Regions from separate parts of the Homo sapiens genome. Here region 1 is linked to region 2. Evidence: read pairs that join two places in POLR2A ChIA-PET (ENCODE). Cell type or tissue: Panc1. All regions are shown on one strand. Links, peaks and the distances in the headings refer to the core of each region. The heading gives the core; the rest is flanking DNA. Region 1 overlaps GRPEL2 (GrpE like 2, mitochondrial). Region 2 has its middle 16 kb from the start of MIR145.

Region 1 (4,395 bases), core at 167-4,166, 93 kb before region 2:
TGGAGAAGACTACAGAGTGCATTTCTGAAGAATCGGAGCCTGAGGACCAAAAGCTCACTCTGGAGAAGGTCTTCCGAGGGTTGTTGCTTTTAGAAGCAAAGCTGAAAAGTGTGTTTGCCAAGCATGGCCTGGAGAAACTGACACCCATTGGTGACAAATATGACCCCCATGAGCATGAACTCATCTGTCATGTGCCAGCTGGTGTTGGGGTGCAGCCTGGCACCGTGGCATTAGTAAGACAAGATGGCTACAAACTTCATGGCCGCACCATTAGGCTTGCCCGAGTGGAAGTGGCAGTGGAGTCTCAGAGAAGACTGTGAAGAGGCCATCAGGAACTGGATGTTCTCCCAGAGCGCAGTCACCTATGTTTCTTTTATTTATTAAACTAGGTTTGTATTGTACATGAGGTACTTCATGTGATATGTTTTGGATTTAGTCATATTGGCTTTATTTCTAAGATATTCTATTGATTTAATGTGACCTGTTTGGTCTCATCAGAAGTCTTACCATTGGGCATTTGAACAGTGTGACAGGTGTTCCAATGGCCTTTATCAAAACATGTTTAGGAAAATTGGTACTGTGATAAATTTGAATCCAAAATCCTTTTAACTATGGGTTTTCAACTACATGTTTCTTCCTAGCGGTCTCTATAACAGGAATTGTGTAGTATCTTGTATTTTGTGGAAAAAGGAGATGGTAGGGATTGGTTCAACATTTGGGTACTTAGAGGATAAAGCTTCGTGGTCGTATAAATTTAGATCATTTGGATTGATTTTTATACACATAGATTTTCAGGACTTTACCTTTTGTTTTGTTTTTTTCCTTTTAGCCATCTTTTGTTCTTGTAATCCCAACTAGATAGGCTTTATGCTCACATCATTGTCCCATACCCACCCCTTTCTCATCCCCATTTGCAGGGGCTAAAGGTCTAGATGAGACTTGGAAGGCAAGGAGCATCGAAATTTGAGATACCCAGGACCCTTTCAAGCAAGAATGGCCAAAAAGCCTTGTGCTGTCTTTGCTCTTCAAATTATTTTCAGCCTCCTTGTCATATAATCATTTCAGGCAAACTGAGGCAACACTAACAGCTAATGACCCAGATGGCTCTATTTGGGTAATTTACCTACAACTTATTCCACCAGCCTTTACTCCTCTGCCCTTTTGTCAATTTTACCTTATAATCCTTTATTAAATGATGGGAGGTGGTGATCAGGACAAAAGTGTTAGGTTCCCATGATTTCTCATTTCATTTATTAATAGTTAATGCTGAATTTTTTTTTAAGTTTCCTCTGGCTCTATTTATGTTACTTTTTGCGATAAGAACACTTAACATAAGTATTCTCTCCTCTTGGCAATTTTTTTTTTTTTTCCTGTGTTGCCCAGGCTGACCTCCAACTCCTGGGCCCAAGCAATCCTGCCTCAGCCTGCCAAGTAGCTAGGACTACAGGCGTTCACCACTGCGCCCGCAAAGTTTTTTTGTTGTTTTTTTTTTTAAGTTGGTACTCACAAATCACTACCTCTGTTATATTGACAAGCTCTATTTCCTATTCTTTGTATCTGTTAAGTCACATCTGTGTAAACATTGAGCTCACCTTTTATATATTAACCTCTAGAATTAATGGGCCTATGTGGTTTTTTTTCAGTCTTATAGCTGGTGTTCTGTAAAAGATTTGTCCAATAAACGACTTAATGAATGATACATCAGTCAGATTTTAGGAAGGCAGTCAATTATGGATATTTTAATGTTGGAAGAGGCCTTAATGATCAAATCTCACCCTTTCTGCTTCTGAAGTATGAAAATCTAGTCTTTTTAGGACTGGACACAAGGAAAATAATCTCTAAACTATTGACTAAATTCCAGTGAGAGTATGAATGAAGAACAACTAGATATTAATGTCAATCATTTAAGATTAATGGGCATGCAATTAAGTCTCCATTTAAGATTAATGGGCATGCAATGAAGTCTCCAGCAGACAATCAGATGTTGTTGGATGTCTAGATTATATAGGTTTAGGTTGAAGTTATAAAATAAAATAAAATTCATTTTCCACTGGAACTCTATGACATTCAGTGGAGTGGTGGAAAGTTAACCTCTTATACATTATAGATAATTCTAAGACAGCACACAAACTTATCAATAAAGCCATCTCCTTGTGGGCCTTACCATCTTCATCAGATTTAGACCCTTAAAAAACAAGTAAATATGCACTTTTAAAATGCAATCAAAAGACTGGTGGTTAAGCTTGTAAAACCAGAACATCTTTTGGCATTCCACTAAGTATATATTGTAAATTTAATGAACAATCAAGGTTCACAATAGGAAGTTGTCTTTTTTTGCCTTCCATTCTGTGAGATTTGACAGATGGTGACAATAAGAAAATGAGCTGATTGTAATTACTCTCTGTGTGTTTTTTTATTGCTAGCTATCATTACCAGTTAGAATTAACATTAATTACAATTAACAATAATTTTAGGTATGGAATGTTATGATTACCTAAAGAGATGTCTCTACCTAATGAGCTCAAGTGATCCTCCCACCTCAGCCTACCAAGTAGCCAGGACCACAGGCAAGTGCACCACCATGACTGGCTAGTTTTGTTTTTTGGTTTTTGGTTTTTGGTTTTTGGTTTTTTTTTTTTGGTTGGTTGGTTGTTTTTTACAGGCGGGGTCTCACTATATTGTCCAGGCTAGAAGAATTTTCTAATGGTCTATTACACCTCCCGTTTTGGCAAGTAAATTCAGAATAATTTTAGGTTCTTTTGTTATTCAGTAGTTTTGCAGACTTAAAAGTGTAAATTTAGAATTAGAAGATGAAGCTATAGTAGTAAGAATCTCAAGCTGAAGGGCTTTGGGGAGCCAAAGCAGCATATTAGAGCATAGGCTTGAACTTAAATCTCAGCTCAGTCACCTGCAGGACTTTAGGCACCAGTGATTTCACCCTTCTGAGCCTGTTTCTTTATTCGTAAAATGATTATAATAATTCTTTCACAGCGTTGTGAGGATTAAGTGAAATGTGTTAAATGCCTACTACAGTAGGTGCTCAGATATTTATTTTTATTTTTTTATTATGCACATTGTTTTTCCTGCCTTTTTATGGCTGTCTAAAGTCTAGGGAAAAGGGAAGACTGGTTAATGATGAGTAGAAAAAACTTGTAAGCTAATCATTCACTGACTTATTTTCCTTCCATTTTCTGGTTTTTAAAATTAGCCACACCACAGGAAACCCACATTTTTAGATGGAAAGAGCAAGAAAATTGTGTCAGTGCTCTTAGTTATTTTCATCTTAATGGTATAGTGAAAAGACATTGACTTGAGATGATACTAAGGAAGCTTTGGCTCACTCTCACTTGAAGAGGGGATCTTGGTGTTGTAGTACTTGGACTGTACAAATGTTTTACTGACTTTTCTTACTGCTGTAAAGGAATCAGGCAGTTGGGTATTGATATGTTATTTGGTGCTCTCATTCATGGCAAAGGATTTGATAAATAAAAGTTCTTTAAACACTAAAGCAAAATCAAATGAGCAAAACTAAGGATGAAATGTAATATTCATCAGAACAAGGATCACTGAGAAAAAATATTCAGAAACAACTTTAATAAAACCTGAATTGAAATAACTGCAGCTCTGGTGTTTAGAGTCTTTGTCTGCCTATTCGTATTGTATATGGAACATTATGGTCACTTCATGACTGCTGACCTGCCTTGTTGATGCTCTGGAGAGGTACCTTGAGATCTCATAGCAGCATAGCCAAGTGGATGCACTGTGGGCTTTCCCCACCCTGCCTCCGTGTTGAAGTCTTGTCTGTTTTATTCCTCCTTGACTTGCCTCTTTCTGATTGCTACATATTTCTTAGATCTGGATTCCTATTTCTGCCTTTTTTTTTTTTTTTTTTTTTTGAGATGGAGTTTTGCTCTTGTTGCCCAGGCTAGAGTGCAATGGCGCGATCTCAGCTCAGCGCAACCTCCGCCTCCCAGGTTCAAGCAATTCTCCTGCCTCAGCCTCCCGAGTAGCTGGGATTACAGGCACCTGCCACCACGCCTAATTTTTTGTATTTTGAGTAGAGACAGTTTCACCACGTTGGCCAGGCTGGTCTTGAACTCCTGACTTCAGGCGATCCACCTGCCTCGGCTTCCCAAAGTGCTGGGCTCACAGGCCTGAGCCACTGTTCCCAGCCCTATTTCTGCCTTCTTTTCTGGCATTGACTTGTTTTCTTGGGTTCGCCTTTTGGTTCTAGGTGTCTTATTTCCTTTGACTACTGCTGACTATTCTCCTAACCAGATTACAGACACTTGGCCTTGTTCTGACCTTCAGCTTCCCCATGTCCTTCCCACCTTGTGACTGCCTGGCCTTGTCTTTACCTCTGCTTCTCAGCTAGCTTCCATATACCTAGACTCC
Region 2 (4,395 bases), core at 130-4,129:
GCTTGGGGGGTTAGGGCACCAGTCTCTGGTCTCCCTTCAGCTGCCTGAAAGGGGGCTGGGCTGAAGGCAGTTCAAATGACTGCCTCACAAATGGTGTTCCCCGACATCGGTCAGGCTGCCAAGCAAACATCTTGGCTCTACCTCTGTCTTTCCTCGAGATGAACTCCCAGCAACCCAGGACCCTCCAGTGCTGAAGCAGAGTTCCTTGTCTCATTGTTCCAGAGTCCTAGTCTTGATGCTCTACCCATCTGACCCTCAGTCCCAACACAGCCCAGCACAGTTTCTCAGTGAGGGCCTTATTCAGATAAGACACCCAGGGAGTGATGATATGGTTTGGATCTGTGTCCCCACCCAAATCTAACCCCCAGTGTCAGAGGTGGGGCCTGGTGGGAGGTGATTGGATCATGCACGGAGATTTCTCATGCAAGGTTTAGCACTATCCCCCTTGGTGCTGTTCTCATGAGAGTAAGTGAGTTCTCACGAGATTGGGTTGTTCAAGAGTATGCAGCACCTCCCCTCTCTCTCTTGCTCCTGTTCCTGCCATGTAAGACGTGCTGGCTTCCCCTTCCCCTTCTGCCATGATTGTAAGTTTCCTGAGGCCTCCCCAGAAGCTGAACAGATGCCAGCATCATGCTTCCTGTACAGCCTGCAGAACCGTGAGCCAATTAAACCTCTTTTTCTTTATAAATTACCCAGTCTCAGGTATTTCTTTACAGCTCTGCAAGAACCAACTAATACAGTGACACATCCTGATATTCCAAAATTGCTCAAGTGGGTGTTTCAGTCAGCTAATGCAGTAACATTTGGTTTGCCGCAACACAAACCAACCCAAAATCTAATGGCTTAAAATAGCTTTTTTTTTTTTTTTTTTGAGACAGGGTCTTGCTCTGTCACCCACGCTGGAGTGCAGTGGCACAATCACAGTTCACTGCAGCCTCAGCCTCCTGGGTTCAAGTAATCCTCCCACCTCAGACTCCCAAGTAGCTGGGATCATAGGCATGCACCACCATACCTGGCTTATTTACTTTTTGTAGAGAAAGGTCTCACTATGTTGCCTAGTCTGGCTTCAAACTCCTGGGCTCGAGCAATCCTCCCACCTCAGCCTCCCGATGTGCTGGAATTACTTGGCCTAAAATATCAATTTATTATTTCTCATGATTTCCACGTGTTAAGAATAACGCTCAAAATCCTAAGGAAATTGTACACTCGAACAAAGGATTCTCAGCAAAGCAATTTTACTTCTGCGCAGGGGAGTGCCTTCTCGGCTAGTTGCCTTGAGATCACACTTGAACAAAGGTCACGAGAGCTTTTATTCTTGACGCAAGTCCTGCCTTTGTACCCTTTCCCCATTGGCCAGGGTCGGGTCTTACAATCTAAACTAATCTTGGTTGGCTAAACGTTGGTTTTTTTTTTTTTTTTAGATAGGGTGGGCACGTAAAAGAAAGTAAAAAAGAAGGGGAAGGGGTGTCTGTAATGAGCTAGAAAGTTAGTCCCCTTTCCAAATAAGGAAAGGAATGTGAGCTGGAACGGATAACGCCTGGTACTGAGGTGTGCCTGAGCATCTAAAAAAGGCAACAGGGAAAAAGGGGAAGAAGGAGGAGAAGGAGTGGGGGGATACTATGAATTAAAGAATAAAAGATTGAGCAGATTATTTCAAGGGAAACCTCATCATATCCCACACACGGGTTGGCTGAGCTCACCTGGGCCATTCTTCTGCTATGCATGGTGTTGGCTGGGGTTGCAATGTTCGAGATAACTTCCCTCACATGTCATGCCTTCACTATGGTGGCTGAAACATCGGTGTCTGCCCAGGCCTCAACTCTCCCGTGGCCTCATAATCTTTCCCACAGGGTAGCTGGACTTGTTTACATGGCAGCTCAGAGCTCTAAGGGAGTAAAAGCACAAGGCTCTAGGTCTCGTAAGGCCTCAGCCTGGAACTAGCACACCATCACATAAGCCACACTCTACTGGTCAAAGCAGGTCATAAAACAAGCTATGAGTCATGATTTAAGGGGAGGGGGAATGGACTTCACCTCCCACTGGGAGACAGCACACACGCACAGGGTTGAATCGTTGGCAACCATTTCACAGACACTCTGCCACGGTGTCCAAGCTCATTAGACTCCCAACATGTTGTCTATAGAAGAAGCAGAACAGCAGATATATCATCGGGCTGAGATGACTCAGCCCTTTTTTTATTTTTTGTTTTTTTTTTTGGAGACAGAGTCTTGCTCTGTTACCCAGGCTGGAATGCAGTGGCAGGATCTCAGCTCACTGCAGCCTCCAGGTTCAAACAATTCTCATGCCTCAGCCTCCTGAGTAGCTGGGATTACCGGCAAGTGACACCATGTCCAGCTAATTTTTGTATTTTTAGTTAGAGAAGGAGTTTCACCATGTTGGCCAGACTGGTCTTGAACTCCTGGCCTCAAGCAATCTACTGGCCTTGGCCTCCGAAAGTGCTAGGATTACAGGTGTGAGCTACTGCGCCCGGCCAGACTTAGCATTCTTAATCACAAAATTCTTATTTCCATTTCCTGGCAGAATTATGTTTTAGTTAATGTATTATTGGGGATAATTTCATTTGTATGTGATGGAAACTCAGTTTAAACCAGCTTATGCAAAAAAGAACATTGACTCATATACTATGAAATTCAGAAGTAGGCTGGGTGCGGTGGCTCATGCCTGTAATCCCAGCACTTTGGGAGGCTGAGGTGGGTGGATCACCTGAGGTCGGGAGTTTGAGACCAGCCTGACGAACATGGAGAAACCCTGTCCCTATTAAAAATAAAAAATTAGCCGGGTGTGGTGGCACGCACCTGTAATCCCAGCCACTAGGGAGGCTGAGGCAGGAGAATCACTTGAACCCGGGAGGCAGATGTTGCAGTGAGCTGAGATGGAGCCATTGCACTCCAGCCTGGGCAACAAGAGTGAAACTCCATCTCAACAAAAAAAAAAAAAAAGAAAGAAATTCAGGGGTATAACAGCTTCAGGCATGGCTGGTTCCAGGGGCCCAGTAATGTCACTGGTAATGTGTCACACTCTCCATTCTCTGCTCTGCTGTCCTGTGTATTGATTTTATTCCCTCATTCCCAGGAAAACTCTTTCTATAAGGTGCAAAAATAGCCACCAGCAACTCCAGATTTACATCTTATCAGCTTAGCACCCACACTGGAAAAGATGTGTTTCCCCTCACCCCTCCCCACCGCCCCACCACTTAAGTTAGCAAAAGTCCCAGGGCTGTCTCTTAATGGCCCAAACTGAACCATGAACAAATCCAGATTCATCACCATGACTCCAATTAGACAGGCCTGAGCATTGTGCTCACCCCCTGGAGGAGAAGAGTGGATGGAATCAGCCCCATCGGAACCACATGGACTGAAAGCTGAGGTGGGGAGGGGATGGGTTGCACAGAAGAAAAGCAGGTGATGTTACCAAAAGGAGGTGAAAGGCATAATGCTAAGAAACAAACACAACAGAGGGCCACTGCACTATCTGATGTGTCGGCAGACTAAGAAAGTCATATGAGCTCAGCTGGAGATAAGCGTTTTCCTGATTCTGAATTCCAGAATGAATCCCTTCACAGAAGCAGTTAAATCCAGGGCCCTTCCTGACACAGTGAACAATAGCTTCACCTCCATTTTTGTACAAATTTGGAAACATCCTTCAAGTACCCATTTCACAACTTGCCCAGCTTTGAAAGCCAAGGACAGAACACCTTTTGCCCCAAGGGAAGGCAATTTTTCAGGTTGCTCAGCTCACATGTTCCCAGGGACAGACTTCCAAACACTGGGAAGATGCTTAGTCAGCAAGAAGAATGGAGAGGCTGCCCTTCTCTAATATCCGGCATCTCTCTGAGCTCTCCTACCCTCCCTCACCTGTCTCACCATTCCATGTCACTCAGATCCCTGCTTTGGGCCAACGGCAAGTGTTCAGACCTTGGCTATAGTGATAGAGAATTGAGAACAACAAACGCATGGACTTGACTTTTAGAATGGAAAGAGATCAAGAATATCATCTAGGGAAGAGACTGCTGATTGTCCCTCAACATCCGTTCTCCCCTTCCACAAAGATGGACTTGGTAGCTGCGACCACGGCCACCCAGAATGAAGACAACATTTCCCGTCCTCCTTTGCCACTGGCCATGGCCATGTGACTAAGTCTAGCCAATGAGATGAGAGCATCGACACCCCTGGCAGCTTCTGAGAATCTTCCTTTTCCTTTTCCACCTTTGCCCCTTCATCCTTCTGTCACTGTCCCTTCTTTCATCTTGCTCCCTGGAATGTGGATATGCTGGCCACCATTTTGGACCATGAGGATGAAGGCCACACGATAGGGAATGTGATTTGAAAGACAGGAGCCATGAGCCCCCTCCCACTCCCTTACCCCTGCAATCAG

What was found. ChIA-PET counts read pairs that join two places held together with the same protein. Peaks named below come from ENCODE experiments on the same cell type or tissue, not always from the same donor. Only the 100,000 strongest peaks of a DNase experiment are listed, where the experiment ranks them.
Region 1: POLR2A ChIA-PET joins it to region 2 with 6 read pairs; 12 of 35 experiments call an interaction of 5 or more read pairs at or near these places.

The regions. Positions count from the first base shown.
Region 1 is chr5:149,350,963-149,355,357 of GRCh38, forward strand. GRPEL2 (GrpE like 2, mitochondrial) reads left to right here. Exons shown (of 4, transcript NM_152407.4): 4 at 1-3,621. The coding sequence ends at 320. All of the region lies in intron 1 of GRPEL2-AS1 (GRPEL2 antisense RNA 1), which reads right to left. Among named protein-coding and RNA genes, the nearest start is that of GRPEL2-AS1, 4.5 kb to the right of the region's middle. In Panc1, for the core only: no CTCF peak of the experiment used is centred there; no DNase peak of the experiment used is centred there.
Region 2 is chr5:149,444,029-149,448,423 of GRCh38, forward strand. No RefSeq gene overlaps it. Among named protein-coding and RNA genes, the nearest start is that of MIR145, 16 kb to the left of the region's middle. RefSeq lists enhancers at 1,343-2,107, 1,818-2,112. In Panc1, for the core only: no CTCF peak of the experiment used is centred there; a DNase peak (open chromatin) is centred at 1,982; H3K27ac peaks cover 2,868 bases.